Regions from separate parts of the Homo sapiens genome. Here region 2 is linked to region 1. Evidence: chromatin loops called from intact Hi-C (ENCODE). Cell type or tissue: OCI-LY7. All regions are shown on one strand.

Region 1 (5,000 bases):
CCCGGGTCTCTCCTTCAGCCTCATGCAGCTCCCGCAGAAACACAACAGAAGCAGCCAGCTGGCATGTGGCCTGCACATCTCGGGGGCTCAGCATGTGGCATGGCTGTGATTGTGAGGTGGCCTTGGTGCGGCCACGTGTGAGGGTGACCTGCACCTAGGCTGGCTGAGGCTCCGCTCTCAGGAGATGAGGCTGCAGACAGGCAGTCTGCTTGAGGGGAGCCCAAGTGCCAGCCCAGGGTGGTGGGCCCCTCAGCCAGCCCAGGGCAGGCCAGGGTTGCACGACCCTGGAAGCCACGGCTCCGTTCCTGTGGGCTTGGCTGTACCTACTCGATGCCAGGTCCCAGCAGCACAAGGTAGCAGCTCCCTGGACACGGGACGACCACGCCTGGATCTGTGTTTGCGCTGGCTGTGAGGACCCAGCGACCTGTCTGACCCCATAGCCAGGAGCTGGCCCTGGGGAGAGCAGTGCCTTCAGGACGGCGCTCCTAGGCCTCACTTTGTTTAGGATCCGCTCGCCGCCAGACCTTCAGGGTGCAGTCTCTCCTCACAGGTCCTGTGGCGTCGCAGCCACTGAAAACCGTAGCCCCGTCAGGCTCAGGAGGGGCAGGAGGAGCTGGCACCCACGAGGGGTTCACTCTGCTCCTGGTGACAGGCACTGGCGCTCTCCGGACCGCGGTGCTGTGCCTGCCGGGTAGATCTGCTGGGTGGACCTAACGGCCGGCACCAGTTTAATTCCCACTCCCCTTCCTTGCCCCGAAGACTTGGGATAAAGGCCCAAAGTTCATGCCCAGAGGGCGGCCGGAAACCCCCCATCCCCAGCATTTGTGGGGACCACCCACGTTAAACGAAGACTGGCCTCTTGGGAGCGCTCCAAGGCCCACATCCTCAGAAACCCTGGGGACCCATCAGTCCCCCCCCAGGTCCCCCAAACACGCCACCACAGCAAGATGAACCCGGCCAGTGGCGCCCACTCTTCGCACTGGCTGGAGGCGGTGGGTTCATGCCCAGATGCCAAGGCCCAGAAGCAAAGCGACAGACAAGGCTGGAGACAAAGGAAGAGAAAGGAGATGCTGGGGGAAGGGGGAGGGAATAAAAAGTATTTGGAATGGCAAACGGGAGGGAACTGAGGCCAAGAGAAGAACCCAGCCCTCCCCTCAAGGGAGACAGATGGGCGAGGCCAGGACCCAGCCCTGGGGGCGGGTTCCAGGCTCAGTCCAGGGCCTGAACTGCTGTGGGCCATTCAGACCCGTACATCCCAGAGCTTCCTCCAACACAATTAACTGGTGACCTGTAAGAGATGAGGTGATTTCTAGACAACGTGCCTGGAAGGAGGAAGGAGGGAGCCAGACAAACCTTGGCCTGAACCCCAAGTCCCGCTGGGCCTCCTGGGTCTCAGTGGGTGGGGGCCACCACAGACTTGGAGATCTGAAGCTAGGCCCACCTGCTGGGAAGGTCCCTCTGGGTAGGAGCAGCCTAAAGAACTCTGCAGAGGGGCTGGGCTCCCGAGAACAGCTGGGGTGGGTCCCCCTGGGCAGCAAAGGCTGCGTGAAGGAAAAGACTAGCAAAGCGGGGGATGTGGGGGCGGCTGCAGACACTCAACCCAGCAGGGGAGCAAAGCCTCAGCACAGCACCCACCACCCTGAAATCCCTCTCACCAGCTCAGAACCTGCCGGGACAGCCTGGGAGGGAGCGGCGGTCACCGGGATTCACGCTGTTTCCAGACCAGACAGCAGTGGACACGGAGCTCAGCAGCCCCCGGCCCAGCCCGCAACTCCCTCCCTGAGCCCCAGCGGGAAGCAGCTGCCACTTCTCACAAACACATTCTTAATTCAGTGATTTCACTCCCTGGTGCTTGCCAAGGTGTTGGATACCTGAGAAGCCAAAGATTCACATTCTCTACAGAGGCAGCTGCTGCCCCCATCCTGGACTGCTCAGAAGACTCTGAAGGCCGTTAGTGAGCAACGGAGCCGCATTCTGAGCCCTGCCTGCCGCCCGGGCACCCTCCGAGAGCCATCCTGAGAGCGTCCCAGGAAAAGACCGGCGAGGCCGCCACGCCTGCCGCACCGACTTCGTTCCCCTGTCTCATCCTGCCCCCTGGCGTCAGGACTGCAGACACCTGCGCTGGCACCTACCTAAGGCGGCCAAGGGTGGTTCTCCAGGCGGCTGTCCCCTACTCAACAGGGGTCTGCACCGGTCCTCCTCCAGGAAGGGTGCCCTGCAGAGACCCACATGGCCGTGAAAGTGGGGAGTCCAGGTCCAACTCGACCTTGGCACCTCCTTGCTGTGTGATCCTGAGCAAGGTGTGTCCCCTCTGTGCTCCTCCATCTCCCCAGGTGCCAACAGTGGGCAATGAAAGAACCCGTCCGTCTCACAGGGTTGCCAGGAGAATCACGAGATGATCTGCGCAAGAGGGTCCATGCCAGGCCAAAGCCAGGGTCCCCTCAAAACATGCAGCCCTCAGAGGGACTCGGCCACCAGCAGGTCCACGGCACCACCCACGGCACAGCCATGCAGCCAGGGGCTCCTCCTCTCCCAGAACGCCCACCTCCCCCGGCGCCAGCCGCCGTTGCAGGTGAACAGCCTATTCTCTGCGCAGGTGGGAGCCTGCAGCTGCCTAGAAGTTGGGGTGGCTGGGCATGCAGTGCTGGGGGGCCGCATTGCTTCTGAGCCCGCGCATCCTGCTTCTCCATTGTCCTTGGGAGACTCTCGGGGACCCAGTGCCCAGCTTGAGAGAGAACTGGACACTCCAGGCCTGGACCACACAAGTTCAGTGGCAGCCCTGCCGTTCCAGGGAGTTGGATGTCGCTGATGCTGGGCGTCCTCGCAGCAGAGTTTAAAAAGCCATTGCTAGGAAAAGCCCCACTGGGAACATCACGCCGAAAATGCCCGTTTGGATGCAACGCTCTGCCCCGAGGGTGCTGATCACCGCAGACGCAGGTGCTATGTGCACCGAACCATCAACACTCCACTCACAGACGCAGGTGCTATGTGCACTGAACCATCAACACTCCACTGGCCATAAAATGCACTGACTTCTTTAAAACCCCAGGAAGAAATTAATAACATCTAGGGGAAGGATAACGAATTTTTTACTAAGTGGGAAGGCTGGCCTCTGGTTTGGAGAAGAGTCTGGGTCAAACTGTGTCCAGCCAAGTAAGGAACCTCAGTCCGGTTCCCATGGCCGTGGGGAGGGACGAGGCCTTCACAGCCTGGGGACCCATTTTCCTCACCCCTGTGACAGGGTAGAAGTCACTTTACAAATCACCACGGTACACACCCCCCGGGCTGCAGCAGCCCATGCTCTGCAGAAATGCAAATATTAAGACAACTTTATCTGCACGCCTCTCTGCAGGAAGGTTGCATCCCCTTAGCAGTAGGATCAAAAATTTTTTAGTAAATTAAAAAATTATTCAAAGAACATTTCTCTCTCACTGAGAAAAAAGCAGGGTGCCTCCTTTTTCCTGAGAGGAAAAATGCTCTGTAAAATCTCTCTCTTTGTAATCAGGTTCATACAATAGGCATTAGTTCCGGGGAATTTCAACAGAAATCAGAAATAAAAGGAGATAAGAAAGTTCCAACCAGCCTCCGAAAACGGGCATTCCAGACCCACCAGAGAGATATTCTATTCCCTTTTCTCCGTAGCTCACTTGTGTGTGGGAGGAGGAAGGTCTGCGGTAAGAATTGAATCCTGCCCCAAAGAGGCCTGACCTTTGTCCTCAGCCACTGGGAGGTGACCTCCACGATGTCCTGCCTGATAGGAGTCACTGTTTGCCCAGGGCCTTGGGTTACACAGGAGAGTCCAGTGATGTGACTTAGGGTGGAGGAGAGCCACCATGATGGTCTCAGGGTGGGGCTGGCCATGCCAGAAAGACCAACGGTGTCATGGAGGGTGGGAGATGGGGACCACACGGTGGCAATCGGCCGCAGGACGGGGACTGACCATTTGGGTGGTCACTCAATCAGCCATGCCCATGGAATGGAGCCCCAGTGAGAACCTGGACACTGTGGCTTGAGGCTGGCCCTCGCTCGTGCTACCACGTTGACGCAGGAGAGTCACAAGTCCCAGTCCCACAGGAAAGGGACAGCAAGAGCTCCGCTTGGGGCACTTTTCCTGGACTCGGCCCCCTGCCTCCCCTCCTTTGGCCAATCTTAATCTGTATCCTTTCCCGGTAAGGAACTGATTTATGTAGATGTTGTTCCCACCCAGACAGGCTGGCTCCCCTCTGGCTTCTGCCAGGACTGGAGGCTTCCTGAGGCCTCCCCAGCAGCCGAGCAGGTGCCACCATGCCCCTGTACAGCCTGTGGACCCAGGAGCCAATTACACCTCTTTTCTTCATAAATTACCCAGTCTCAGGTATTTCTTCACAGCAATTCAAGAATGGACTAATACAGAAACCACAACTGTGAGTGTAATAGCTTTCAAGGAGTTCTGGGAGTCCTTCTAGAATCATCAAACTGAGGGTGGCCTTGGGCACCTGAACTTGTGATTCGTACCAGGGTGAGGCCTTGCATGGACTGTGTCCTTGACCTTTGTAACTGGCCTGAACTCTTACTGAGTGTGTGTGTGTGTGTGTGTGTGTGTGTGTGTGTGTGTGAGAGAGAGAGAGAGAGAGAGAGAGAGAGAGAGAGAGAGAGACAGAGAGACAGAGAGAAAGAGAGAGAGAGAGGAGAGACAGAGAGAGAGCAAAGAGAGAGAGAGAGAAATAGAGAAATTCCCGATCTGGTATAAATCTATTTTCTGGAATACTAAAGTTATACATCTTGGAACTGACAAATCCAAGGGAAAAATTATCCCCACCCTTTTGCCTCTAAATTCATGCAACTGAGTTAGCTTGAGAACGTCCAAGAATTCCAGACAGTTCAGTCCAAAATTCGAAACAAGGTACAGACCTTGTTAGCTGCTCCTGGTCTGCAAGCCAACACCCCCACAAACCCAGAGACACGTGTGGAGACCAGATAACCACGTGGGCTGGCCTCCATTCTGTGCCCAGACTTTGAAA
Region 2 (5,000 bases), 430 kb before region 1:
GGGGAGGAAAGAATTGATTAGAACTTTGACATTGTATTAGGTGATTTGGGGGAGGAAAAAACTGATTAGAGATTTGACCTTATATTAGGGGATTTGGGGTTGAAAGAACTGATTAGAGCTTTGACCTTGTATTAGGTGATTTGTGGGAGGAATTTGGAACTTTGCCCTGGATTGGATGCTGTCAAGAAGTGGAGATAATTTAATAATTGGATATCTTAATATTTGCATGGAGAAGGCCAGAACAATGGAGTGAGGACAAAGCTGCAATTGGTAAGGAATTAGCTGTCATTCATATTGGTCAGGTCAGGGGGATTGGTTATTCTGTGGATTGGACATTTTTGGCTGTGCTCTGACATGGTGGCCTTGTCAGATATTAACACGCTGTTAAACCATTTCTAATCAACAGAATACGAAGGCCTACCCCACACAGCCAGGCCAGCTCCCAGCTGTTGGGAGCTCTTGGTCATTTACTCAGCTGCTAGACAGACTTTCTGACTTGGATGCTTGGTCAAGGAGCTCCTGCATCTGATGATAGCTGGCCATCCTTGGCTCCTTTGCCTGCCTATGTATTTATCCTTCCTACAGGTTGGACCCGGCTTCCTGGGCTCAGCTCCTTGTCTTGGCCATGATTCTCAAGGAAAAGGCTCCTCAGCACCCTTGGTGGGAACAGATTGCATCTTCCTTCCTCAAACTCAGAGGCCAACCACAGGCAAGGAGATGAGCAGGGCCCTTCCTCAGCCCTGTCCACCCCAGAATTTGGAAAGCAGAGAAGACCATTCAGTGCATCTGGCCAGTGTGTGAACGGAGTGAGCTGAGTGTCTGGGAGGCAGTGTGGTCTCCTGGGGAAGGTTCAGGCCGGGAGCCAGAGTGCCTGGCATAAATCTTGACTCAGTGTATTCGTTCATTCTCACACTGCTATAAAGAACTTCCCTGAGAGTGAGTGAGTAATTTGTAAAGGAAAGAAGTTTAATTGACTCACAGTTCTGCATGGCTGGGCATACCTCAGGAAACTTACAATCATGGTGGAAGGCGAAGGAGAAGCAAGTACTTTCTTCACAAGGCAGCAGGGAGAGAGGAAGGAAAGAGGAACTTCCAAACCCTAATAAACCATCAGATCTTGTGAGAACTCACTCACTGTCCGGAGAACAGCATGGGGGAAACGGCCCCATGATCCAAACACCTCCCTCCCTCGACACATGGGGATTGCAGGTCTCTCCCTTGACAGATGAGAATTGCAATTCAAGATGAGATTTGGGTGGGGACACAGAGCCAAACCATATCAGTCAGTGACTGTAGTGAGCTAGTGCCCCCCCACAGTCCATGTCCATCTAGAGCCCATGAATGTGACCTTATTTGGAAATAAAGCCTTTACAGATCCAATTAAGTTAAGATAAGGTCCTAGTGGATTAGAGTGAGCCCTAATTCAGTGACTGGTGTCCTTGTGAGGAGAGGAGAGACACACAGAGGCACGGAAGAAATGGCCGTGTGCTGTTGGAGGCAGAGACTGGGGTGATGCATCTAGAAGCCAAGGATGGCCAAAGAGGGCCAAGGACGGCCTGCAGCAATGGAGCCTGGGAGGCTGGGGACTGAGTCTCCCACATAGCCTGAGAAGGAGCCCACCCTTCCTTCCCCATGACCTCAAACTTCAGGTCTCCAGAACTGCAAAAGAATATGTTTCTGTTGTTTTAAGATCACCCAGTTGGTGGTGACTTGATAAGACAGCCACAGGAACTCGTACAGTGACCTTGAGTTTCCCTTCTGCCGCCTACACCCCTCAGAGTGCAGGGCCGAGACCCTCGCCAACGTGGCCTCCCTTCCTGGCTGGGCTCCGGCCCTCTCCTCGCTCATGGCTATTGTTCCAGCATCTGCGTCTGGCTGCAGTGGACCGCCGGCCGATGCTGCTCAGCGCATCAAACAGCCACTGGGTAATGACTATCATTATGTAATTGTGGTGTCACTGAGGCTGGTGATTTGTCATTGTTAATGTTTATGAAGTGCTCAGTCCGTCTGCAGAAAATGATAATAATAAAAAATAGGAGTAGATCCCCTCTGACAGCCCCAGGCCAGCACCAAGCAGAGAGCCCAGGGAGGAAGGCACGCACGCAGGGGTGTCCGGGTGGGATGGGAGGTGACATTACTAAAGGCTGGCAGGTTACTAAAGATCTCAGCCTGACATTCTCAGTGCCTTCAAATAACCACCCCTAAAGACACTCAGAAAATGCTCATGGATATTGCCTGACAAGCTCCAGCAGAGATGAAAGAAGGTCAAGTCAGAGACCAACACTCATTACAAAGCCAGACAGCACCAGGCCAGGCACAGTAGGTGGGAAGGGGCATGTGAAATCAAGAAAGTGGACCTATTTTTTGTGTCTGCCTTAACCAAGACAAGAAGATGGGCTGGGGCTCTGCACTCCTGATTTTTACCCAGGCGTCTCCTGCCACTGGTATCTGAAGGAGGAGTGTGCAGGCTGAGCTGACCAAGGAGGCTTCCTCGAAGAAGTGGGGTTACCTGGAGCCTTCAAAAGGAGAAGAAGGGAAAAGGCGAGATAGTTTTCATTCCCCTAACACATGCGAGGGCATGATGAGTCTATTTCCACTTTCCCCTTTGTAAGGGAGGGTTACAATGACCATTATAACATGAGGCCTCACAGGCTGCTGTCGGATAAGAGGCCCTCAGCGGGTTTCCCAGTATTCTCCTGGGGACAATTTCAAAGCAAGCCTGAGTTTCGCTGTGGCTTTCAGAGATGACATCCATCAGGCAGCCCTCTCCACCCCCAAGGTGGCCTCTGCGGCGTCTTACGTGGGGCTCTGGCCGGCTTCCTTCAGGCTCAGGAATCATCTCTCCTCAGCCCCTCGGCCTTCGGAGCCACCCCTGCCAGCCTGCAGGGATGCTGCAAACGGAGCCATGGGCAGGGCTGTAAACCTCTGCAAGATTTGTGACTTCAGCCTGAAGTCAGTGGACTAGGAGAAAACGGAACTTGAAAGAGACATGAGCTGATGCAATCAAGCGGGCTGTGCCATGATCTGAAGTAGGTAGTTCCCCTGAATGCTAGTGAAGGTTCACTAGGACCCTGGATGGACGGGGCTAACTCAAGAAGGGAAAATGCTGTTCTGGGTGTCTTCCGTCTGGACTCAGAGTTTCTGCCATGAATAAGATGACTCGAGGGGCTGCGCCTTGAGGATGATTCACTGTGTTCATGTTTAGGATCATCACGGAAAGCAGGGAGGTTCCAGATTCCACGGATTCTAGTTGGATGGAGTGGATGCAGTGAACCCCATGATTCCAACCCCTCCATCCCAGTCACTGTCTCTAATACAGACCACCCAGGTGGGGCAGGGCCTCATTAAGGCAGGTACCTGAGCTCTCAGAGCCTTGATGTCCACAAGTGCAGGGAAACCACTGACCCCCAGAAGAGACCATCAGCCCCTTCCCCAGAGCTCTCTCATGGCACCTGCTCAGTTCAAACAAAAGCATAACTCTGGACTCACTAAGGAGAGACTGGATTCAGAAGAATTCTTGCAATAGGGAGTGGGAACCATTGCAACAGGGGAGGGGCCATTGCAGTGGGGGAGGGGCCATTGCAGTGGGGGAGGGACTACTGCAGTGGGAGAGGGGCTATTGCAGTGGGGGAGGGGCTATTGCAGTGGGGGAGGGGCTACTGCAGTGGGAGAGGGGCTACTGCAGTGGGGAGGGGCTATTGCAGTGGGGGAGGGGCTACTGCAGTGGGAGGGGCTACTGCAGTGGGGGAGGGGCTATTGCAGTGGGGCTGCTGCAGTGGGGGAGGGGCTATTGCAGTGGGGGAGGGGCTACTGCAGTGGGGGAGGGCTGTTGCAGTGAGGAGAAGGCTCCCACCATGAGACCTGAAAGCATCCCAAAAGTTAGGCAGAAAGAGGCTTTTCTTTATGGGATTAGAAAGGACTGGTGTGGGAGGTGAGAAGAAAAGGTGGAGGTGGCTCAGTGGGACAATGGATCAGAGAACATTTGACCCTGAGGCCAGCCTGCTTTCAGACCGGATGGCCGTCTATGGGTTCAGGCTGAGGGTAAGCCAGAGTTCAGGGCCTGGGGTGGGAGAGAAGCAGAACTGTTTCACTAACAAGCATTTTGTTCCAATTATCAGTGGGGACAAAACAGTTCCACTAATCATCTGTGAGGCAAAGAAATGGAATTCAGAGGGGCTGTGTCTGGACTTGTCCTGGGTAAACTGGTGGGGGTGTCTGTGAGCCTCACCTAGGTTATATGAGGAGGGATGGTCTTTGCAGGGAGCTGTTCTGAGGAGCGCAGTGGGTCACAGGCTCCTGAGCAGTGGCTGTCAACCAGCACCACAGGCCTCGGATGAATTCACCATGGTCATTGGCCTGCGGCACAGCCTGGACCTGCTGCAGAAGCATGCCTTGCTCTGGGCTCTGCCCACCGAGATTCGTGCGCCTTTCTCAGTGGTAAGAGGTTTGAGGTGCCCTCACCTATTTTTGATTTTGGAGGGGATGCCTTGACATGGCCCAGACCTCTGGATCCCTGAAATCTTCACTGACAGGCCCAGCCCTGGAGTCTTTGTTGGGTTTAGCTCCTGCCTTTGGAACGTGAGTGTCTCACCAAAGCCTCTAACGTACCAGCTGCTCCTTCCTCGCTGCTCCATTCACGTGATGCCGCCATAGGGTGAGCACACACACTGTTCTGCAAGGTGCCCAACCAGCCCAGCCCTCCCCTCTCGGACCATGCAGAGGTCAGCATGAGAGAAGGCATGTGGCCCTGGACCAGGACCAGGCCCTGGACCAGGAACTGTCCTTGGCTGATGGGAGCCGCCTTACATGAGGGCAGGTCACCCCCTCCTGATTCCCACTCCAGGGCTCCCTGGAGGACAGACTGAGGCTCTCTCCTGAAGACACCACCTCTTCCTCAGCCCCTGCCCTGCCATCTCCTCCCCATCCATCCTTCCCTTGCAAGCAGGGCCCCGGTCAAAGGCACCTGAATCCCTGAGAGGCTGGCTCCGAGGGGGATTCTG

What was found. A loop is a pair of places that touch in the nucleus more often than their neighbours do. Peaks named below come from ENCODE experiments on the same cell type or tissue, not always from the same donor. Only the 100,000 strongest peaks of a DNase experiment are listed, where the experiment ranks them.
Region 2: it touches region 1 in a loop (8-fold over the local background); 1 of 110 quality-filtered maps calls a loop at or near these places.

What each region holds. Positions count from the first base shown.
Region 1 is chr1:3,908,057-3,913,056 of GRCh38, reverse strand. All of the region lies in intron 2 of LINC01134 (long intergenic non-protein coding RNA 1134), which reads right to left. Among named protein-coding and RNA genes, the nearest start is that of LINC01134, 10 kb to the right of the region's middle. RefSeq lists an enhancer at 949-1,834. In OCI-LY7, CTCF peaks have their summits at 853, 1,916 and 2,115 (motif pointing left); DNase peaks (open chromatin) are centred at 2,076, 2,596, 2,946, 3,266 and 4 weaker places; H3K4me3 peaks cover 4,297 bases; H3K27ac peaks cover 4,835 bases.
Region 2 is chr1:4,342,258-4,347,257 of GRCh38, reverse strand. No RefSeq gene overlaps it. Among named protein-coding and RNA genes, the nearest start is that of LINC01777, 67 kb to the left of the region's middle. RefSeq lists an enhancer at 4,834-5,000. In OCI-LY7, no CTCF peak of the experiment used is centred here; a DNase peak (open chromatin) is centred at 3,007; H3K4me3 peaks cover 370 bases; H3K27ac peaks cover 1,277 bases.